Linked DNA regions of Mus musculus: all the other regions are linked to region 3. Evidence: chromatin loops called from intact Hi-C (ENCODE). Cell type or tissue: left cerebral cortex. All regions are shown on one strand.

Region 1 (8,000 bases), 190 kb after region 3:
GGTGTCAACCTCTGTCGATTTGAATACTACCCTGAGTGGGTGGGGAGTCACACTTTCTTCACCTGGCTAGTTTACCCCGCGGATTTCTGTGAAATACCCATTATGTGTACCACATTCGATGCGAGGTGGTCTTAAAGACTCCGCATCATCGCATTTAGTAACTCGAGGGAAGCAGTGTGAGGAGAGAAGCGAGTCAGAGAGAGTGTCTTTGGGATAAAGAAAACGGGAAATGTGCACTCTAAGACTGCTTTGGATGGTCAAAAAAGATGCTTAAGATAAATATTTAGCCGTTATACACATGGCAGCTATTACTAGCAAGAGTAAATCTTAATATTTACTGTGCTTTAAAAAAAATCCATCATGAACCCTGTAGGCCATATGTGAGTGTAGCCCCAACTACTATAGAAACTGAGGCAGAAGGGATTGGGGGGGGGGTTGAGGGCCAGCCTGAGCAGCACAGGAAAACCCCATCTCCTCCGTAGATATTGAGGGGGCCAAAGGGAGATGAGAGATCTTTGTAGCTAGGTTTCTTTCTGGTTGCCTAGAAACCATGTAGCTTAGCCAGCCAGCTTTAACTCACAGTGTGAGAAATGGCTATCCTAAGGCCTGTAATCCTAAGCACTGTGGAGGCTGAGGCTTAAGGCTGGAGGATAGGAAGTTCAAAACCAGATTGAGCTACACATCAAGACCCTGTCAAGGGGCTGAAGGATAGGGAGAGAGAGAGAGACAGAAAGAAAAAGAACCTCATGAATCCATCATATCTTCTGGAAATTGATATGAATTGGGTAGGAGGAGAGCTTTGTTATTTTTGGCTAATCACTGATCAGCTAACTTCAATCTGTATTCATTTCTTGGGATTTTTTTTTTTCTTGTTGTCTGGTAAACTCTAGCATTTGTGTTTCAGGCAGCATCGATGGCAGCAATGTGACAGTCACCCCAGGACCTGGAGAGCAGACTGTGGATGTTGAACCGTAAGCAATAACCAATTATTCTTCAGAGCATAAGCTTCAGATAAGAAAAGGTCTGGGGGCTTCTAGAAGGGCAGTCAGTATTTCTGTATTCAGTGGCCACTGAGAGGGGAGAGTTGTGGAAACGTAGGATTGTGGCTTCCTTCCTACCATTTGCTTATAGCTGCTAGTATTTCAGAGACTTGTGACTAAATGTGAAACCCTAGATTCAAACAATCTAGCATCCTTACCCCCACAGGTCAGCTTCTAGACTCGTCCACATTCATATCCCCAGTGGCACTGTGACCTCTCTCTCTTGAAGGTGCTTAACTAGAAGAGAATCCTTCTGAATGTTCTTTTTCCCATGTCCCCTCTGTGACTCTTGGCCAGTCTTCCAAATGGGCTTGTTGAGTATTTGAATCATTTCATGATCAGTGAGAGGTACAGTATCCACAACACACATTGGCGGTGTGACCTCCAGAGGGCACCGGAAACCTCTGATAGGACCATGCCCTGCGTATTAGCCCTGCAGTGCCGCAACCACCTGTCTGATAACTGAGACAGAGTCTATCAAAGTAGATAGACTATCGAGTGATCTATCGTAGACTATATAGATCCCAGCTGACTACCAGGTAGGCATCTGAGGCGGGTAGAAGTGGCTTGACTTGCTATTTCATCCCGTTACTTAGAATAGCACGAAAGTAGCACTTACAGAATTATTTATTTCTGGATCTTCCAGTTTAATATTTTCCTTCCATATTAATTTCGTCTAAGTATCCCAGCTAATGTTTGTGAGCCCTGAGTAATTGAAAACCACAGAAAGCTGTAGATAAAAGAGACGCTACTTTACTATGGAAGGGAGTGAAAAGAGGCCATGGGATGGAGCTTTGTAGAGTCCAGAATCAAAAAGCTTGAGTTGCCACATTCTAGTTTTGATTTTTACTGAGTCGGTTTTTTTTTTTTTTTTTTTTTTTTTTTTTTTTTGAGGCCTTTGTTGGTGCCTTGAAAGGGAATCATGGTTACAGCCTTGTTCGGACCCCAGGTCTTAGTGAGCGTAGATGGTGTAGATGGCATATCCATGTAAACATAGTCTGGAAGGGATACATACTTTACATTGGTGCCCACACCTAGCCCCCTCCCTTCATTCTGTGGCTTGCTCTAGCCATGCCCTTGGCAACTCCTCTTTTGGAATTAGCTGTCCTTCCATTCCTGTTTCCTTAGCAAGGCTGAAAGCTGAGAAGTCAGACTGCTTGTTCCTCTTGCCTTTCCCCAGGTCCCCAACTTTAACAGGCCTAACTTGAGCCCGCCAATGATATAAATGACACTGAGCCTTATAAATATTGTAAAGCTTCAGCCTTTTGCTGGGCCGTCTCCCGACTACTCTAACCCAACTAATCCTGACACTGCATCCCGCCACGTGGACAGGCCTATCTCTCTGCTCCACTCTCATGCAACCATTCACCTCTGTGTCTCCTGGATGAAACTCTCATGTCTGATTCCTGACGGCTACTGGCCATCTGATCTTTATTACAGCCAATCAGATACAATTCCAGATTGTCTTAGGCAAATGGGGAAGAATGAATATTTACAAAATATGACACTGGTGATAGGACATAAAAATAACCAGACCGGGGCTGGTGAGATGGCTCAGTGGGTTAGAGCACCCGACTGCTCTTCCGAAGGTCCAGAGTTCAAATCCCAGCAACCACATGGTGGCTCACAACCATCCGTAACAAGATCTGACCCCCTCTTCTGAAGTGCCTGAAGACAGCTACAATGTACTTACATATAATAAATAAATAAATAAATCTTTAAAAAAAAAAAAAATAACCAGACCAAGTCCTTGCCGGTATCAAGCCCTCTGCTGGTACAAAATTAACAATTGCATGTGCAGAGACACGCCTTCACACAGTGTACCTAAACACCAATATTAAAGCTGTTCTTACCAGTGAAAAGGGCCATGCCTGGACTTGGAGGGCCCTGCTCTGGCATTCTTCTAGCAGAAGAAACTGCTTCCCTGACACTTGCAGTTCCTGACAGTTGCCCCTGGTCTAGGCTGTCACATTGAAGACCATACTGTTTTTCTTTTAAGACGCATCAACATTGGCTTAAGGTTCCAAGCAGAGATCCCAGAACTGCAAGACGTCTCCGCCCTGGCTCAGGACACACACAGGGCCACACTGGTATGGAAGCCGTGGCCTGAGCTGGAAAACCAGGCCCTCCAGCAGCAAGGTACTGGCACTTAGGAGGAGCTGGGGATAAAGCTGGCTTCTCTTAGATGTTCTCTAACAGGAACATCTGGCCCCAGAATGGGTGTGGGATTTTGTGACACTGAACATTTCTGATACAATGACTTCTTATTCTCAACAGTGGAGAATCTTCTGAATTTGTGTTGTTCCAGTGCGCTGCCAGGTGGAGGAACCAATTCGGAATTTGCTTTGCACTCTCTCTTTGAGGCCAAAGGTGACGTGATGGTAAGGAAGCTAGGAAAGGTAGGAATGGGGGCTTTGTGGATGCATTAACCCAATGCATAGGTCCAGACAGGAAGGCCTCCAGCAAAGAAAGCCCCACTTAGACCCCTGCTGGCATCTCTGTAACTAAATTATAATGAGGGGTACGTGTGTTCTAGGAAATGAGAATTTCACTCCATTCACCATGACGGAGGTGGAAGAAAAGCTTGAATTAAACGAGAACTAGCCTCCAGGTCCTTCCCGCTGTGGAAATCAGACAAACCTGGATGCCTCCAGACCTCTTTTCTCTGTCATTAGCGGTTCTGTTTTCCTACCTTTAACATAGTTCTGAACATTGGGGACCTTCATTAGGGATACTCGATGTCCCTAAACTAGAACCATGGGGCCATCTTCCCAGAGTCAACGCTGACCATTTGTCTGGTCAGCCTTCACCAGCCTCAGTTTCCCTTCTATATAGAAGGGCATGGTTCTTCTAGTACTGAAATCAGGTTCCTGCTTTTAGATTTTTACAGAAATGCAAAAAAAAAACAACAACAACAACAACAAATGTGCCAATACTTTACGTGTGATATAGAATGCTTGCCTTTGGGACCAGTGCCCTTCTGGAACCTTCAGCAACATACGTAAATCACTGGGATGTTGCCTAAGGTGTTTGTGCTGAGTCAGCAGATGGGGGTGGGGCCCGGGATTCTGGATTTTCTTCTCTCTCGCGCGCGCGCGCGCGCTTTTTTTCTTCCTTTATTTTTATTTTATGTGTATAAATGTTAATTGTGTGCAGTATCCGTGGAGCCAGAAGGAGGGCATCAGATGCCCTGTAACTTGTAACTTGTAAGCCACCTTATGGGGCTGGGAATTGAACCTGAGTCCTTTGAAGAGCAGCCAATGCTTTATTTAATCTCCGAGTCATCTCTCCAGCTCAGAGGTCCTGGGTTTCTAAGCAGCTCCTTAAAGGTTGCTGAGGCTTCTGACCTGTGGACTTAGAATAGCAAGATTTTCCTGTCTCCCTCAACCCAAACCCATCCACGCTCCTGCTGTCTTTTCTTTTAAAACCTATAGGGGGAGCTCTTCTTCCAAAGGATCCAGGTTTGATTCCCAGCGGCTGTGTGGCCGTTTCAAACTGACTGTAACTCCAGTTCGAGGAGATCCGGTGCTTTCTTCTGGGCTCCATGAGTGCCAGGCACACAGACATGCATACAGACATGGATTTTGTGCAGTGAACTTGTATTTGCAGTGCCGGGAGGGAGGCACACACAGGCAGATCCTTGGGTTTCATTGGTCACATAGCCCTCGTCCGCTTGGTGAGCTCTAAGCCACTGAGAGACACTCTCTCCAAATACAAGGGGAACAGCACATGAAGGATGAGTGACAGCTTGTCATCTGACCTCCGCATGCCCACATGCTTGCACATGCACACACATACATGGACCCACACGAATACAGACATGTACGCAAGACGGCTGCAGGAGGCAGATCTGAAGGGTGACACTGGGTGACAGTCCGGAAGGACAGCATGCGGTACACTTATTACTTAATACAGCTGTTTTTATCCAGCGATAAAGAGAGCTGTGATTGGCTATAAAGCAGTCACTGACCACCCGCTCCTTGTCTCCAAACCCTGCCCCCGCGAATCCGCCTCCCTTCAAGAGACCCCGCCCCGTCTCTCCGAAGGAGTACTCAATTCACAGCTGCCCTTTATATATTCTGTGCTGTCACCAGCTAGCTTTAGGCATGATCTTGGGGCCGGCGGAGGAGGTGGGAGTTAAGATGTTGAGTCCTGTTGGAGCCAAACTGGAAGGAAATTCCCATTAGCATCGTCTGCCCCTGGGTTTCTTCCCCATTCTGCTCTAGTGTTAGACCTGCTTTCCTGTGAGACTCGCACATAGACTGACTTCCGCCTTTTTTCTCTGACCCCGCAGGCTACCCTGGAAATGCTGCTGCTGCGGAAGCCAGTCAGGTTAAAATGTCATCCTTTAGCAAATTACCACTACGCCGGTAGGTTGCCAGGATACCCAGGCGCTGTCGCTTCCTAAGAGCGGGCACCTCACGTTTGGCTCTGTGTCATTTGTTTGAACAAGTAGATAACACTGGGTCCATTAGCCCAACACTGCTAGGCACGTGTCAGTGTAAACACCTGCCCCTGTGAATGTCCCAAGATCTGGGAGATGGTGCACGATGGCTGCCCACCAGGCAGTGGGACCTGTGCATCAGAGGGAAGAGCCACCAAGGCTACAACACAGAGCAGGCCACTCTTAGCAGCCCGTGGCTTTGGAGGCAGTAAAGGTGGGCTCGGGTCTTCCTCAAGGCCCTAGGCTTTCTATAGACTTGAATTAGAAAAAGAAAGAAGAGAGGGAAAAGAAAAGAAAGGAAAGGAAAGGAAAGGAAAGGAAAGGAAAGGAAAGGAAAGGAAAGGAAAGGAAAGGAAAGGAAAGGAAAGGAAAGGAAAGGAAGAAAAGGCTATTTCAATGCCAGGAGAAAGACTTCATGTGTGCGTGTGTTCAGGGTGTGTGTGTGTGTGTGTGTGTGTGTGTGTGTGTGTGTGTGTGTTGTAGTAGTCATAGTAGTAGAAAACAGCTTTAGATTTAAATGGAGTGTGAAGGAAATAGGTTGAGGAGCCTGAGGACAGCAAATGAGGCCATGAATGGAGGTTCCACTAACTGGAAACCCATCCACTCTTTCTCCCCAGTCCTGCCTTGTTTGTCTACTTCAGAATGACTGGGTCTTTCATTGCCCCTTGATTTTTTTTTAAAGACTTATTTATTTATTATATGTGAGTACACTGTAGCTGTCTTCAGACACTCCAGAAGAAGGCATCAGATCTTGTTATGGACGGTTGTGAGCCACCATGTGGTTGCTGGGATCCGAACTCAGGACCTTTGGAAGAGCAGTCAGTGCTCTTAACCACTGAGCTTTCTCTCCAGCCTGATTTTTTTTTTAAGATTTTATTTTTAATTTCGTCTACCTGTCTGTCTGCCTGCCTGCCTGCCTGTGCGTGCTCAAGAGCACATTATTACATTGCCCACAGAAGCCAGAAGAGAGTGCGAGATGCATGAAAGCTGAACTTTGAAGGAAGTTTGGGTCACCTGTGAGGGGTGCTCAAAGCCAGTCTCCTGACCTTTGCAAGCTCAGTATCCACTGTAGACCACTGGGCTGTCTCTCCAGCCACTGCCCCTTGATTTGTATCATTTGAGGGTTTCTTTGGTGCCTTGGGCAGACCTCCCCTTGGTAGATACTGAATGTATGGTCTTGGGGACCCCTTAACACTCCTTCCAGTCCCTCACCAGACAACCAAACGCAGCCCAAATGTGAAGGTTTCTTTTGTCTCTCCCTCCATCCTGTGAGTTGGCTTGCGCCACCTGTTGTCACCAAGTAGAAAACCCTCAAAGTTGTGTATGAGGAATACCCAAGGACACCTACCTGGGGGTCAGTTTCAGCTGACAGCAGTCACATGGAAGAGACAAGCCGGAGATGGACACTTAAGTTAAAGGCATCATGTAACCAGGGCCCAAGGAGCCAACTTCATCATCTCCCCCACTTGTGTGGGTCCAACGATGTGGGAGCTCACCGATCTGACGTGCAAACAGTTTCATTGCTTCTTAATCCCCAGCATCATATGCTGTTAGCATCATATGCTGTTCCATTAAACCCTGGCAGGCCCTCCCAACTTCCTGGATCCTCAGCATCCAGGAGAGATCCCAAACTCCTCTGCATAGTGGGCGGAGCTTCGTGTGGGCTGAAAGAAGCTTCCAGCCACTGGCTTAACCGCAGGTCACACCGCCTCAACAGAACCTCGGGGTTGGTTGTGGCCAGCAGTGAGCCTCTTCATCCAGGACACGATCCTCTCCAGTTGTTCCCAGTGTGGTAAACAAGAACTATGCACTTTTTATGTGCATCATGACACAAAAGACCAGGAAGCCATGGGATAGAGCACCTCCAGCCCCAAGCAAAACAAAACATGAAAATGTTACCAAGAATGTTGAAAGTCTGCTGAGGCCCATTAAGCTTTTCGGATGGAGTATTGCTAGATTATCCATTCCCCCAACTTCTTCCCTCTCAAATACCTTAGGAAAAACTCTTGCTTTCTGAAATCATTTCAGCCCTTGGAGACCCGAAGAGGGGGGTTACCAGTCAGTTGCCTTCTTCTCCAAGTGATTACAAGCCAAGCCTCCAAGAATATTCTAGTGTTGTGAGCAGATGAAGACACTGGTCCCTGAAGTCAGATACAATTCCAGATCTTTGACAGCTGCCTATCAAGACATGGGAAGAGACAGGCGGATTTCTGAGTTCAAGGCCAGCCTGGTCTACAGAGTGAGTTCCAGGATAGCCAGGGCTACACAGAGAAACCCTGTCTCGAAAAACAAAAACAACAACAACAACAAAAAAAGGGAGATAACTGAGTTCGTTACATCTTTTGTCCCAGCCACCATGCCATACTCTGAAACCCCCTGTATATGATTCCTGGGGGGGGTCACTGAATCCTGTCCCATCATAGCCCTGTCCTGCCTCGGCCTTTGTGCCCAGAGCCTTTCTATTACTCCCAGTTGGACGGTCAGCTCAATTTCTCCCTCGTTGGAACACCTACCCT
Region 2 (8,000 bases), 57 kb after region 3:
TTGGTTTTTCGAGGCAGGGTTGCTCTGTGTAGCCCTGGCTGTCCTGGAACTCACTCTGTCGACCAGGCTGGCCTTGAACTCAGAAACCCGCCAGCCTCTGCCTCCCAAGTTCTGGGATTAAAGGCGTGCGCCACCTCCGCCCGGCTCCCACATCCCAGCTTTTTAATGTGGGTTCCAGGAATCAGAACTCCAGCCCTGACTCGCTCCGCACACTCTACCCACTGATCCACGTCCGCAGCCCTGTTTTTGGATTTTTGAGTCCGTGTCTTACTATATTCTCCCACTGGTCTGGAACTTGTGGTGATTCTCTTGCCTCTGGCTCCTGAGGGCTGGCATGACAGTTGTCTACCACCATGTCTGGCTCCCCGTGTATTAGTGGAGAATCTTGACGTCATGGCCATTCAGAAGGTCTGGCCTCCTTCCTGGGTGTGGGTCGATGCTGGTGTCCTCTGCATTCAGTCTGTGGCATTAGGCCCATGAGCAAGCCCAGCTGCCCTGCTCCCTCGGTCGTGAGCGATGACCAGGCTCGTCGGCTGCGACGGGCCCTGTACTTGATCTCTGATGTCCGGGGGAATGGATGTCTAAGTGTTTTCTGATGTCTGAAACTCAACTGTCGCTTTAATGAAGAAACCCGTGAGAGGGACACACTTCCTCTTCATTTGCGTTTTATGTTTAAAAATTCTACAGATTCCGTTTCATTTCTCTTCCTCTGGATTGAAAAAAAAAAAAAAAAAAAAGACAACCCACCATAAAAAAAACAGAACCCCCAGGAAAATAACTGGGCCTCGGGAAACACAGCAGTTTTTCTATGAGGAGCCCTCTTTGCTCAAAGGTGGAGCTTCTGAGATTCTAACAGGGCAGCCGGAATGGAGGGAGACGCTGAGGCTCATGGGATTGGGGCGGGGGAGGGGGCGGAGTTGATTGACATCCACATGGGAACAGGGGTGGGGCCACCGCTCCTCATACTTCTCTTTCTAGTCCTTGCTCTCCACTTCCTCCTTCCGCTGCCTCCTCCCCCTTCCTCTTCTTCCTTTTCCTCTTCCTCTTCCTGCTCTGCTCTTTCTCATTTCTCGTCCTCCTCTCCATTTATGTATGTATGTATGTATGTATGTATTTTTAAGAGAAAGGTTCGTTTTGTCTATATGTGTTCCCCGTCTTTCTGAGAACAGTTACTAAAGACAGTATCATTTCACCACTGTGTGTCTTTGGCGTCTTTGTGGAAAATTAATTGGCCATAGATGCTGGCTTTATCTCTGGGCTTCAGGCGGTGTGTCCATTTCGATGTTGGTACCATGCTGTTTTGATTGCTATGGCTTTATAGTATATTTTGAAAATAAGTGCTCATGCCGACTGGTTAGTATTTTTGGTAATTCTTTGTAAATTTTGGATTTATTCTTTTTTTTCCATTTTTGTGAAGAATGACTTTGAGACTGCATTGGACACAATGAGCACTATGAGTTGTTTTTGGTTTTGTTGTTTTTCGAGATGGCCTTACTTTATCACCCAGGCTGCTCTTGAACACTTAGTCTCAGGAGCACCTTCCCCTTTCAACTTTCTGACTGCTGATACTGTAGGTAGGCGTTCTTACCGTGTCTGGCTCAGGACAGTTTTTGAAAAGATTTAGCAGGGTTTTTTGTGCATTGGCGTTTTGCCTGCCTGCATGTCTGTGTGAGCCTGTCAGATCCTCTGGAACTGGAGTTACGACAGTTGTGAGCTGCCATGTGGGTGCTGGGAATTGAACCCAGGTCTCTGGGAGAGCTGCCAGTGCTCTTAACCACTGAGCCATGTGCTGACTCCTCAGTACAGAAATTTTAACAGTATTAAATTCTTACAACATTTTCGTAACATATTTCTTTGTTTCCTGAGGGACAAGGGCATGCCCGTTGGGGTTAATTCTGTCCTGCCACGGGGGTTCTGGGTATCTCAGGTTGTCAGGTTCCGCATTACCCACTGAGACAACTCACTGGCCCCGGAGCAGTTGTAATCCACGAACATGGGCTATCTCTATTGGTTTATATTTTCAATTTCTTTTGTTTATGCTTTGTAGTTTCCCATATATAAATCTTTCATGTTTGTGGTTAAATTTATTCCTAGGGATTTAAAAAAATATATAGCTTAACAGGGAATTGTTTTCTAGTTTCTTTTTCTCAGTTAATTGTCAGCCCTCAAAACATTCTGATACTTTGTTGCCGTTGCGTCAGCATCACTCTTTCTGGAGGACCCTCCAGGTATCAATCCTGGCATGCCGCTGAGCTCAGCAGAGAAGCAGGTGTCTCTTGACCCATGACCTACACAAACTAGTAGCGACAGGCTTTGCCTGAATGGTGGCTAATTCCTTTCTCATGGAGACAGACTCTTGAGCTGGGGGACTGTCTAGATCACTATCTCTTGAGCACATCCGAATTTTCATTGGACAAAGGAATGCCGTGGGGCTGGCTGCAGCTAAAGCTCAGAGGTAGAAGAACTTGGTCTAGCACACAGCAGGCCCCCGGTTTGATTCCCAGCACAGAGGAAGGGAGGAAGTCCACGTGGTCCAGGAGTGAGCAGTGGCTGGCTGCTGAGTGAGGTGAGAGGCGTCCTCATCCCAGGATGTAGCCTGAGTCTGGAGAACTTTGGAGCAGAGGGCTGAGTCAGGTAGGTAAATGCCTGGCAGAAAGGAGCTGTGGTGCGTGCTTGAAACTTCCTAAGCATTTGATAACTACAGCACAACTGTTGTAATTCTAGGGTCTGGCTGCGTAGTACCTCTGTCCTGTCTTTCGACCCTGATAAGGGCCATCCTACAGAACGCCCGTCTAGGGATGCCACCCAGGCTATATCACAACACTTTCTCACCACAATGAGGTGTTGTCCTCAGGAGGTCTCAGGCCTAATTTCTAGTCATCATTTCTTCCCCAAAGATGTCCTCTGCTCCTTCCTCTCCCCTCCCCCATCCCATGTAAATTTAGTTTGCAGCCTCTCCTGCAGTTTGGTTAATCTTAGACTCCAAGAGCAGGGAGCTCTTCTATCTCTGTTGGCTATATTGGGGTCTGTGATTCTAACACAAAAAAGAAAAGAGAAAGCCAGGTGCCTGGAGCTTTTCAGTAGCTCTCACTGTCTCTGAGGTGGCCCAGAGGGGCTCCAGGACCTCTCTCTTGCTTCAGGGGCCCAGAGAAGAACAGGGAGACCCATGCTGTGCCTGTGCTGTTGCTGGCTTCTTCTTCCCAGGTCTGGGTCGCTCCAGTGCTCAGGGGACTTAAAAATTCTCCTCCTGTCATCCTTGGCTTCTGAGGAAATCAGTTTGTGGGTTTTCTTATGAAACGTAATGAGGAGATTTCAAATTATAGACTCTCGGTGACACTCATTTGGGGGGGTGGTGAGGAAGCTCAGAGGGGCTGAGGTCACAGTGCTATTAAGGGACGGGACCCAGTGTTCATTATTTTAGTTACTATGTATGTCAGCTGTCCTTTGGCCTTCTGTCAAAAGTATTTATTATTTTTGGGGACTGGGGGGGGCGGGGGTGTGTGACTCGGGTGGCTGAGTGCTAGGGGGTGTGAGGGGTGACTCTGGTGGCTAAGTGCTGGGGGGCGGGGGTGTGTGACTCTGGTGGCTAAGTGCCTGTCTTTACTGTGCAGGCATGAAGATGTGAGTTTGAGTCCCCGTACCCGTGTAAAAAGCCAGGTATGGTGGTGCATGCTTGTAATGTGAGCACTAGGAGAGTAAAGCCAGAAGGACCCCTGGGGCGGTCACCAGCTTAGCCTAATCAGCCAAGCCCAGGCCAGTGAGAGATCCCATCTCAGAAATCACAACAGCCAGGAGAGGTATCTGAGACTGCCCTTGGGGTGGCGTACACACACACACACACACACACACACACACACACACACACACACACACAAACACACACAAACACACGAACACAAACATTAATAAGTAGTAAACAGTATTTTCTGTCTTTGTGTCATTTTCTCCTCTTTGGGCTGTAGCCTGGATAATTTAGTGTGGTCTTTGTATCTCGTTTTTATTCACTTTAAACAGTGTGCCTCTTGAGGGTCAGCGTTTGGGGCTTTGATGGCCATGCGTGGGGCGTGGGGGGTGGGGCATGTGGATGCATTTGCATGTTCTCAGGTTCTAGTTATCCATTTGGGGTCAGTGTGCGGGACGTCTGCATGGTCTGAGTAATCCCATCTTCTGTGTTGGCACCCCAGGGCGTGCAAGGGGCTTGGCTTCCTTCTGTCCTGAAAAACCTGCTTTCTCTGGCTCTCTGGGACCTGGCTGTTGGATACCCGTGGAGTCCTCAGTACATAGTTCTGGGAGCAGCCTGCTTGGAAAGTGTCCATCGGCTGCAGAGGATCGGAACTACACACTGGCCAAACAGCACAGAGCATTGAGTAGCTTCCTGGCCCTCTACCGTGAAGTGGGGTTTCTCTGTGCATTTTCCATATTAATTTTATCCTCCTCTGCCAGGGTGTTCAGTGCCTCTGTGTGAGAGGATGGGTACTAGCAAGGGCCATGTCACCTAGGTTTCGGGGAAGTCCAGCTAGCTTGTTTGCCTGTCGTGCCTCAGCTTTGCCCAGAAGACTGGGGAGAGTTTCCTGTCCCTTCTCTCTAATGAGATCACACTTAACACATCAGGAGCTGAGAGTGTTGGGGGCATAGCTGTAATGATAGCACTTTGCCGGAGAGGCAGGGAGATTAGTAGGAGTTTAAGACCAGCCGTGACTGCACAGTGAATTCAAGGCTGACCTGGGCTATACCCGTCTGTCCAGACAAAACAAAACAAACCCCAAAAACTAAATAAGCAAATGAAGTGAAATGCAAGGAGGAAGGCAGAGACAGGAGGATTGTAAGTTTTAAGTTCAGCCTGGGCTAAGGTGCTGCTCTAAAGAAGAAAAAGTGAAAGACTAGATATACTAAATCTCCAAGAGGGAAAAATGACAGAAAATAATAAATACACGTATGAATGTGCGTGTGTGCGTGTGTGTGTGTGTGTGTGTGTGTGTGTGTGTGTGCTGTGCTTATGTGTGTGGAGGCCAGAGGACAACCTCGGGTTTCATTCCTCAGAAGGGAAGGATCAAGGACTCAAGGCTGGTTGAGCTGGACCTGGCTGTGAAATCCCCTTTCCCAAGCCTCTCCCTCAGACTGTCAGCCCAACACTGATGGAAGTCCGGAGCTGAAGGAGGACAGCCCTGCAGTCATGCCGTCGCATGCAGCCGCAGCTGGCAGCTCGTGGGCTGCTATCGTTCTGTAGTGTGGAGTAACGGTATCCTTCCATCAGATGGCTGGAGTCCCCTTGAGCTGTGATGGACTTGGCCATCCCTGTAGTCACCCTGACTTTATAGAACACTGGTTGGGACCCAGAGAGGCAAAGCTGGCTATCCCAAGGTCACTGCTCCACAAGGCTGAACCAGGTCACAGACTTGACTGTGTCCCCTCTCCCATAAAGACCTCCCTTTAGCCCAGGGAGGCTGGCCCCATGTGCCCGGCCTGCCCCGGTTTCCTTCACACAGGTGTGGGCGCGCCAGCTGAGGACTTCATGACTTCATCTGCGACAATGCGGTTGGGTACAGTGTGCCTGGTGGCGGCCTAAATTTAAACGAAGTGGGCTGGGGTGGGTGGGAGTGAAGATCGGCTCGGTGCTTTCATTAAAGCACAATGTGTTGGGGGCTGGCTCACTTTTTATTTCTGCCTCACTGAATGAGGGTTGAGCTAAGAGCTGAGCATTTTGCCTCCCCTCCCCCTTTCCTTTTCTTACTTTTTTTTTTTTAGTGATTAAATATTCATATTTATATGTTCTCAAATTGGGACTGGCGGAGCATTTCACTTTCAACCTAAATCTAAGTGAAAGCTGCCGAGAACTTGTTATTTTACGTTGTTACAGTCGTGGTTGCAGCTGACGAGGGGGCTACTCCAGGCCTACAAAACATCTGCAGACAGATGTGCTGACACTTGGAGCTGCACTCCCAGCTCCGGGCCCCAGGGTCGCTGGGGGACCCTGAACCTCAGTTTCCTCTCGATAAAATGGTGTTAGCAGTATCTGTGTTTTAGAATCACTGGGTGTGTGGCTTCACGTTTGTGAAGTCCTTGACGGGCTGTGTACACATGGAGGGTATCCATGCCTCCTTGACTGACCTTACTTGGCTCTGTGCTCCATTGGATGGGGCGAAGTGGGATAGGAGATTGGAGGGCTAGCCTGCTGAGGATGGCATGAGGCAAGTGTGTGTGTGTGTGTTGCACATGTGTGTACAGGCACACATCCTTATGCATACATACATACATACACACACACACACACACACACACACACACACACACACACACACACACACAGGCTCGGAAACAGGCCTGACTTATCTCTTTGGGGACATTGGACATTGTAGAGATCTGAGTATCTACACTGTCCCTCCCAAAGGGCATTTTTCCAAGATTTTACCCCATTGAGTCTTCCTAGTTAGTCCTCTTGGCCTTTAAATGCCCAGATTAATCCCAGTACTTGGGAGGCAGGTAGATTTCTGAGTTCAAGTACCCGGTCTACATAGTGAGTTCTAAGCCAGCCAGAACTACAAACCTTGCCTTAAAAAATCATCTTGCCTAGGGCTAAAGAGATAGCTCCATGGATAAAGGTACTTGTCACCAAACCTGCTGACCTTAGTTCAATCCCTGGGACACACAGTGACAGGAGAGAAGCAACTTGTACATGGGGTCCTCTGACCTCTATGTGTGTGCTCTGTTAATTAAAAAATGTAAAAAAGAAAAAAGTCTGGCCTAGGGCTATAGCTGACATGTGCAAGGCTTGTTCCTTAACACTGCAAACCAAAACCAAACAAACAGACCCAATATTTACTGTTTAATAATATTAATAATAATAATAAGTTAGATAAAAGTTGGGGCATATTTGAAGAGAATGGGAAGAAAGCACAGATGTCCGTCACTACTCTTCAGACTCTGACATTTTCAGGATCTTGGATTTTTTTGGCCCAGTGATTTTTCCCACGCATGCGTGCATCACTCTGCTTGCCTGCTTGTTGTTTTCTTACAGAACTGGAGCCAGATCATGTATGTTGTTATGTGATGTGTTCCTGGAATACTGTATAGTCAAGCTTTTCTAGTCTAGGCAGTCTTTAGTAGTTTGGACGGCTGTAGCCTGTCTAAGCAGCATCTCTTAGGTCAGGCAGCTCTTTTCTAGGCCTCCTTTGGTGAGTGCTTCTGTGGAGCTGGGAATTTTCGTAACTAGGTAGAGATTTTCTGGGAGCCGGAGAGATGGCTCAGTGGTTAAGAGCACTGACTCCTTGTGGTGATTGTACATGCTTGGCGCAGGGAGTGGCTCTATTAGAAGGTGTGGCCCTGTTGGAGTAGATGTGTCACTGTGGTTGTGGGCTTTAAGACCCTCATCCTAGCTGCTTGGAAGCCAGTATTCTGCTAGCAGCCTTCAGATGAAGATGTAGAACTCTCAGTTCTTTCTGCATCATACATGCCTGGAAGCTGCCATGTTCCTGCCTTGGTGATAATGGACTAAACCTGTAAAAATTAAATGTTGTTCTTTATAAGAATTGCCACCGGGCGATGTTGGCACACACCTTTAATCCAGGCACTCGGGAGGCAGGGACAGGCGGATTTCTGAGTTTGAAGCCAGCCTGGTCTACAAAGTTAGTTCCAGGACAGTCAGGGCTATACAGAGAAACCCTGTCTTGAAAAACCAAAAAAAAAAAAAAAAAAAAAGCATTGCCTTGGTCATGGTGTCTGTTCACAGCAGTAAAACCCTAAGACACTTCTCGTCTAAAGGACCTGGGTTTGAGTCTCAGCACCCACATGTCAGCTCCCCACTTCCAGGGAGCCCTCAATCCTCTCTTGACATCCATGGGCAGCAGATACACACATGGTATAGAGACATACACATAGGCAAAATACATATACATAAAATAAAATAAATTGAAGATTCTCTAGCGGGGTCCTCTGAACTAAATGGTTTGTGGGTTTCAGAGTTTACCATAACCCTACACGTGCCTGGCTCTTCAAGTCCCCCG
Region 3 (8,000 bases):
AATGTAAGATGCTCAGGCAACCATTTAACCTGTATGAGGCTAAACATTTGAGAAGAATAGGACTTTGTGTGTGTGTCTATGGTGTGTGTTTGTATGTCTGTAGTGTGTGGTGTGTATGTGTGTGTGTGGTGTGTGTGTGTGTGTGTGTGTGTGTATGGTGTGTGTGTATGTGTGTGTGTGTGTGTGTGTGTGTGTGTGTGTGTGTGTGTGTGTGGTGTCTGTGTGTGGGTATGTAGGGTGGTGGCTCTGCCAAGGCTGGAAAAGGAGCACTGGTTATAAAGACTGAAATAGGTGTCCAAAGAGTGTTGCACGGCCTCCGCTGGAAGACAGCTAGGCATATCTTCCACCTGTGAATTTTCTTGCTTCTGCTCAGGGAAAACAGAGTGGATGGGGACAGTGTGAGGAAGAGACTTTCTGGTTGTTCATTTGAACTTGGCACCATGGAAATGAATTAAGCCTAAGAAAGAGGAGGAAGAGAAGGAGGAGGAGAAGGGGGAGGAAGAGGAAGAGGAAGAGGAGAAATAATTACATTTAAGCAAGTTTTACCATGAGGACTAGTGCTGAGAATTGACAATCAAGACCTAACAGCTTTGACAAAACTTCCACTAATGTACAGTGGTCAACGGCTTCAATCTCCAGAGGGCAGGCTGTACCCAGCTCAATTCAGTTTAAAGACCTGATATTTTGATAGTAGCCATCTTCTCTCTGACTCTCTCTGTCTTTTCATTTTGTTTTTATTTTATATGTATGGATGTTTTGCCTCCATGCATGTCAGTGCACCACACGTGGGCAGAGCCGTGGAGATCAGAAGAGGGTGTTGGGTACCCGGGACAGGAGTTACAGATGGTTCTAGAACACCACCTGGGTGCTGGGAATTGAGCCCAGGTCTCTGAAAGGGCATCAATGCTCTTAACCCATGAGCCATCTCTCCCACCCTTTGAGTCATTAAAAAAAAAAATCCTATCAGGGTGTGGTGGCATATGCTTTTAATCCCAGCACTTGAGAGGCATAGGAAGTGGATTTCTGTGAATTCCAGGACAGTCTGGGCTGCACAGAAAATTTCAGGCTAGCCAGGGTTACATAGTATTACCCTGTCACCAACCAACCAACCAACCAACCAACCAACCAACCACAACTTGAGTATATGGTAATACAGATTGAGTTTCATTGCAGAGCTGTGCCGAAACCGTCAGAAAGTCACAGTGCTTGTAGGGGGTCAGGTATGTCACTCAGCAGATCGCCTTTAAAAGTTGATTTCCTTGATCAAGACCAGTGAGCTGGCTCAGTCAGTAAAGGTACCTTCCACCAAGACTCATGACTCGAGTTCAGTCCCTGGATCCCACTTGGTGGAAGATGAGAACCATTTGCAAACAAGTGGTCCTCTGACCTCCATGTTCCAACCATACACACATAAAACAAATAAAAGTCTTTTTTTTTTAAAAATGATTTCATTGTGGTCTTTCTATTATCTTTATTGGTGTTTTCCAATCATTTGGGCCAAAGATAATTTTGCTTAAATAATTTCAGATTCTGGGAACATAATTTTCTCCTGTGTGTGTGTATGTGTGTGTGTGTGAGGGAGGGAGAGAGAGAGAGACAGAGAGAGAGAGAGAGAGAGAGAGAGAGAGAGAGAGAGAGAGAGAGAGAGAGAGATTGAGTTTGCTCTAGATCTTCTGGGCTAACTCTCTTCAGGGACACTCTCTGCTCCCGGTGAACTTGTGGACCAAGTAAGAAAGCGTGGTGTGTTGAAAGCGTGGTCTTTTAAGGTGGCTGTGTAGTTGCATGAAGCAAATCCACAGCCTTCTGCAGCCTGTGGTCTAGGAGCCCCGGCAAACCTGGGTGGTAAAGGTCTGTATTATGACCCGGGGCCAGTTACTTAACTCTGCAGCCTGGAACTCCTTATCTGTTAGGGTTTCTTATCTGCCCCAGGGAGGAGCTTTTGTTTGGAGACCTTTTGTCTCTTGGTGCTCTGTGGGTGTGAGTGTTGACCTTTGGAGGTGGAGAGACTCAGGTTTGTAGGAAAGGCAGGGCGATGCTTTCTCCATGGTCTCTAGAGGAATCCAAGCCAACTCGCTCAGGGAACCGTCAGGCCCTGGGGCAGTGGTGGCTCTCAAGCTTAGCAAAGGGCCTTCCTTAGGGCCAGTTCCGTGATAGCCTGGCTGCTAGAAGGTCTGGAGAAAGGCCCGCCAATCCCAGGGAGTCAGAGATGAAGGTGTAACTTCTAGAAGGGTTCTTGGAGATAGGGGAAGTGGACTGGAACACTGAAGGTCTAGTAAAATCAGGTAGGTGAATGGTTAGGGAGGCCACCCCCCTCTGGAACAGAGCAGTGGCAAGGCTCTGACTGAAGGAAGAGAGGGCTGCAGAGATGAACTACGCCCCCCACCCCACCCCACTCCCCGCGCAAGGCGGGTGGGGTTGCTTCAGAACCAGGAGGGACTTGCAGGGTTTAAAAGGTTACGGTAAGCTGCAGTGTGGGACACTAGTGTCTTAGTAAGGGCGGCAGTCTTAATGGAAGCAGAGGATTGGCAAGGTAAGGGTGAGCAAGCTTTGCTCCTCTTCGCTGTCCTTGGCTCTTTGCTTAGTCGAAAGGACCGGGTCCCGGGCCAGAGGGTCACTGAGAGAAAATAGACCCAAGCCTCTTTCTGTTTCTTTCAGAGGGTCTTCCTGGTTCAGGTGTTTTAGAATTTATAGGATTAGATGAGAGGGCTTTCCAGTGCTGAAGATGGAGAACCGTTACCCCTCCAAACACACCCACCCACCTACCCACCCACGCACGCGCGCGCGCGCGCGCGCACACACACACACACACACACACACACGCGTATACACACCACCTCCGCGGCTTTTGGCAGCAGCCTCTTCAACCCATGACCTCATGCTTTAAGCTTCCATATAGTTTTTCTCCCGCCCTGTCCACACCCGGAGCCCAAGTGGGGGTGGGATGGGTCAGGGACAGTGGCTTATCTCGCGCCAGATTTGAGGAGAAAAGGGCACACGATTCCTCCACACAGGGGAGGGAAAGGATGGTGTAACTTTTCCTCGTGGGGAAAAAAAAAACCCTCGTTGTCCTACAGATCCTCCAACACTGAAGTCTAGATCTCCGCGCCGGGTGGCTGTTTTAGTTGAACTATCTTTGGTGCACGTTTCCTCAGACTAGAAAAGAAGTACGGAGATGGTTGGAGATGCCGGGGATGTTGGCCTAAGGTCGTGGCACCTGGACTGATCTGCAGTCCCAGGACGAGGTCTTGTTCAGATCCCTTTCCATTTCCGAGGCCAGCCAGCGGCCCCCCCCCCCCCCCCCGCCCCAGGGGGGATCGAACCCTTGGCTAGCCTGCCAGCCGGCGCCCTGCCCCCTTGCTCGCAGCTGCTCTCCGTTTGGGTGCAGCGGTTTTCCCCCGCAGAGCAGGAGGAGGAGACAAACCCAAGGAGGGGGAGCGACTTCAGGGCTCGGGTTTCTGCAACCAATGCCGAGCAGCCCCGGGCGGCCCCCCGGCGGCGGGCCCTCCTCCCCGGCACCACGTTCCACAGTCATGGCGCACGGCGAGGGGCGGACGCAGGGCCGCACCCGCGCCCCCTCCTCTCCTCCCTCCCTCCTGCCCGCCTCTCTCCTAGGCAACATCCCTCCCAGACCCAGCGGAGATGGAGACCGCTCCCCGCCCCCAAGGGGCAGAGGATGGAGGCGCGAGCTTCTCCAGAACCCTCAGATCCCTTCCTGGGAGCACCCCCAGGCCCTAGAAAGACCGGGGGATGCGGTGGTGTTGGTGAGGGTTCGAGGCACAGTCCTTTTTGCAGCCTGCCTGGATCTTGGTATCTTTGCAAATCCTTAAATAAACAACAATAAAAATCTCCCAGCCCGAGTCGTTAGATTTGCAACGCGCCTTTTACAATAACCGCGACTGCGACGCAGGAAGCAATCCTGCAATGGGTCCGGAGTGGGAAGGCGGCAGCTTCCCGGCCACCAAGCTGCTCTCCCACCCCTCCCACTCCAAGGGGGCCTCGAGTCCCCCACCCCCTCCGGGGATCCGAGTCTCTGCTACACTCCGGGGACTGACAGGTCCTAGGCTCGTGGTCCCATCCTCTCCAGTTCAGAGACTCGCCAGCTTACAAAAGGTGCAAGCTCACGTATACACTACGCGGAGCGCGGAAAAGAAGAAAAAAAAAAAGTCGTCCGTGCACCGGCTAGGGGAAGGCTGCGAACAATGCACCGGGCGGCCCGCGCCTGCCGGAGCGCGGCGCCCCGGGGGACAGGGGCGGCGGGCGGGGGCCGCGGCGGAGAACCCGCCGCGCTGGACACCTTACTTCCTGCTTCCCCGCCCGCCGCCAGCCCCAGCTCTGCGGAGGGATATCTCTCCCCTCCTCTGTCCCTCTCCCTCTTTTACCCGCCTGTCTGCCCCCCTTTTCTGACCCCCCCCCCCACTCCACCCCGCCTTTCTCCTTTTGCAAGAAAATAATTTGACAGTCGATTTGCTGACAGGGGAGGAATTTGCATCCTGGATTTAAAAAAAAAAAAAAAAAAAGGCCGAGAGGAGCTTAGGAACGGTTGCTAGGGGTGGGTGATGGGTGAAAAGGGGTGGGTTGGGGTGCTGGGGAGCGGATCCGGAGGGCTCGGGGAGGGGGCCATGCAAAAAGGTAAGGCCAGGTTAGCGCTGCTCGGCCCTGAGTGGGCTGCGGCCGGGGGAGGGGCGAGAGATACATATGTATTTCTGTCTCCCCAGCACACCCCCTTCCCTCTATGCGATGGCTGAGAGGCGGTGCATGCAGATGGGGAGTAAGTTTCCTGGAGGGGAGGAGGGTGGATGCACGCGCGCAGCCCGGCGCTGCAAATTTCCACCGGGGAGGGAGAGAGTGGCTGGATGCGGAGAGTTTGGAGTTGGAGGGCAAGGAAGGGAGCAGGGCCTGGGGGAGGGGGGAAAGAGGGGTGCTATTGGTGCTGTATCTGGGAGTAAGTTTCCAAGGACGAGAGAGCCTGCACGCTTGCTTGCTAGCTAGTAAGTTTCTGGCCGGGGAGGGCGCGTGAGGAGGAGGGGGGTGTGCATGTATATAGAAGGGGGGAGGGGGGAGCAGATTTCCTGCGGGGAGGTTGAATACATATGGAGAGGAGATTTCCTGGAGGGAGGGTTGAGGCGTAGACCGGACCGAGTAAGTTTCTTGCTGGGGTGGTGGCTGAAGGTGGTGAGTTGGTGCTTTAGAAAGCCCTGAGCTTCCCACCCGGGACTCAGGGGGGAGGGGGCCGTGCTGTGGGAGGGAGGGGCGAGGGGCCAGGTTCCCTGCTTGGGGAGAGGGGCTTGCATCTGGGGAGTATGTTTCCTGGCGGAGCGATATTTGTTTACAGGCTGAGGGCAGTACTGTAAATGAGTAGCTGCGAGAAGGCGGCTGACATAAATTAATATTGAAATTATTCCATCAGCTCGGCTCGCCCCCCATCTCACCCCCCCAAGTGGAGATTGGTCGTCTTGTCGGATTGCCCAGGCACTTGTTGCCGAAACAGCCAAGGTAGGCGAAAAGCTTATTAAGTTTCATTTAAAAAAAAATAGTTGGGAGGAGGGATGCTCCGTAAGAAGATGGGGGTGGAGTGTGGAGGGAAGCCTGCGGGGGACACAGAAAGACAAGTCTCCCGAGGCCTCTTTACTTTCAGTACGTTAGCAGGGCCTTTTCCCTGCTCGCCTTCTTCCCTGTTCCCTCTCCGGGCTCATAGCATCCCAGCAAAGGGGGAGGGGTGAGGTGGGCGGTGTAACTGGCAAACCCCAGCTTAAAGGGTGTCGGTGGTGGGTTTGAAATTGAAGGTTGGTATATTATAAAGCCTCCATTCTTCCAGCCAAGAAACCGCAGGACCCTAGGGATGTGTCTTTTGGGGTTTTTGACATGATACATATGTGTATATATGGGAGTCTGCGGGCTCTGTGGGGGCTGGGTAGTCCCCAGAAGTAAGTGTGGCCACCCAGGTGGGAGAAGTGTATAAGCAGGCGAACTTGCCTCTTCACTCCCCAACTTCAGTCTGTGAGTCTGGGAAGTTACTGCTGGTGGGCTGAAGAAGCAGAAATTACAAACCAAAGCACGGTTTTACCCACGGAGGCAGGCTGACAGCACCTGGTAGGCAGCCTCTGGCCAGCGCCTGGCTGGAGCTTGCAGCCCGCCATCCTTGGGTTAAAGAAGAAAAAAAAATATGCCTTGGGGTTCCGGGCAGGTTAGAGTCAGCTTGCTGTCAAACTCCTCAGACAAATGTTGCTTTGGTAAGTGAAGTGTTTGTGTTGTAGTCAGTGCTTGGTCTTTCGTGGTCCTGGACTGTCTTGCTAAGTGTGTGGAAGTCATGCTTCAACATGACCAGTTCAGGCATGGCCCAAGACGTCAGCAGAGCATGCCTGGGAGAAGCAGTTTCCTTGGCCTTTTCCTCAGGCAGCCGAGGTGATTTAAAAAAAAAAAAGAAGAAGAAGAAGAAAAATAGAAAGAAAGAAAGAAAGAAAGAAAGAAAGAAAGAAAGAAAGAAAGAAAGAAAGGAGTTTTACATTGTCCCAGGCAGTGACAATCGTTTGCTTGCACCCTCGGTACTTCTCATTCAAGGAGTTCTGTGGGGAAGTGTGCTTTGTAGCCCACTCCGACAAGATGCTTGGAGGAGCCAGCACTTAGCTAGTTAAACCAGCAGTCTTTGCCTCTCCTTGCTCGCTTTCTTGGCTCGCAGCCTACTGGGTTCTGCAGATCCTTTAACTTTGATGGGTGCTGGTGTGGGGAGTTGAACTTGGCCAGGAGAATTTGAGCACCAGGGGGTCTGGCCAGGAACTGGTTAGTAGGGATATGGCATAACCACCCAACACCGAGGTTAACTAAAGTCGGTTAAGCTTTCCTGAGTTCTGTAAACAGGTTTTGAGTTTAGAAAGGGAAAATGGGTTAAAAAACAAAACAAAATAATAACACCACCACCACCACCACCACCCCCTTATGTTACTGATAAACAGTCCGTTTTTCCTTCTCTCCTTCCTCCCATCAGGCTTCAGGATCAAGGGATTAATATTTGGCAGATTGAGAGTTGAGTTAGTTCGAAATCTTAGTGCCACCTATCACATGTTCCCAACTAGGCATTAGCTAAACAAATTAGCTGTTATCTTTAACTGGGCTATTGGCTGAGTCTGATTGGGTGTATACGCTCAGAGAGTAAATAAGAATTCCTCATGTGTGTTTATTCCAGGGTGGAATTATTTACATGTCTAACCTGGGAGCCAAGAATGGGTTTTTTTTCCCCCTCTTAACATTTATTTTATTGTCTCGCTTTTGGCCATTAATCAAGTCACAGTAGCGCCCCCCCCCTCCGCCATTCAACTGAGAATGTTCTCGTGGTAATAAAGGCTTGAAGGCCCAAGAATCATAATTCATTCTTTTTATAATATTGTGACAATTGTCAGGATTTGATTTACAGGAATTGATACCCGGAGTGACACACCCCTTTGGGCCCCGCCCTTTCAGGCATGTCCATTTTCGCCAACTGATTGTTTAGAAGCTAGCCTGACATGTTGGGGGGGGGGGAGAGGAGGAGGGAGGGAAGGCGCCTTTGCCTTATGCATTATAGGCACAGAGAAGATTAATTTTGTAGGTTCCAGAATGAACGTGGGTCTTTTCACAGCTTGGTAAGCAGGCATCCACGTAGCAGGCATGTGCTAATATCAGAGAGCATTGACAGAAGCTTACTGTGGAAATAGTCAGTCTAGCAGCTGTGCAGAGAGCACTCTGTTAACCGGCCTGTGCCTGTGCTATTTGTTGAGTTCAGAGTTTAAATTATAAAGAGGGGAGAGAGGAGAGGGTGTTGTGTTCCGTGCCTCGTATATTAAAATGTGCAGACACGGAAAACAAAGCTTATTTAGAATTTTCTCTTTCTTTTTTGATGTATGGGTTTATCGTAAGAACACAAAGTATTGTTTTTCTCTCCCTAGGCAGGGTGGGGTGGTGCATAGAAGAATTTGCCAAGAGGCTGATAGGGTGAGAAGAGCTAAAATTGTTTATATTTAGTAGTT

The links. Hi-C counts contacts between places; a loop is a spot of excess contacts. Peaks named below come from ENCODE experiments on the same cell type or tissue, not always from the same donor. Only the 100,000 strongest peaks of a DNase experiment are listed, where the experiment ranks them.
Region 1: a loop joins it to region 3, with 2.9 times the contacts of the local background. A loop is called at or near these places in 7 of 42 quality-filtered maps.
Region 2: it touches region 3 in a loop (7-fold over the local background); 5 of 42 quality-filtered maps call a loop at or near these places.

What each region holds. Positions count from the first base shown.
Region 1 is chr17:47,323,684-47,331,683 of GRCm38, forward strand. It overlaps Trerf1 (transcriptional regulating factor 1), which reads left to right. Exons shown (of 17, transcript NM_172622.3): 8 at 905-971; 9 at 3,040-3,179; 10 at 3,318-3,421; 11 at 5,335-5,410. Among named protein-coding and RNA genes, the nearest start is that of Mrps10, 41 kb to the right of the region's middle. In left cerebral cortex, CTCF peaks have their summits at 2,824 (motif pointing left) and 4,464; a DNase peak (open chromatin) is centred at 574.
Region 2 is chr17:47,193,855-47,201,854 of GRCm38, forward strand. It overlaps a transcript of Trerf1 not described here. Among named protein-coding and RNA genes, the nearest start is that of Trerf1, 32 kb to the right of the region's middle. In left cerebral cortex, no CTCF peak of the experiment used is centred here; DNase peaks (open chromatin) are centred at 210, 1,643, 2,648, 3,038 and 3 more places; H3K27ac peaks cover 3,124 bases.
Region 3 is chr17:47,136,417-47,144,416 of GRCm38, forward strand. It overlaps Gm41589 (a long non-coding RNA gene), which reads right to left and starts at 3,283. Exons shown (of 3, transcript XR_876847.2): 1 at 2,832-3,283. It also overlaps a transcript of Trerf1 not described here. In left cerebral cortex, a CTCF peak has its summit at 3,589; DNase peaks (open chromatin) are centred at 2,860, 3,133, 3,503, 4,084 and 5 more places; H3K4me3 peaks cover 5,187 bases; H3K27ac peaks cover 4,470 bases.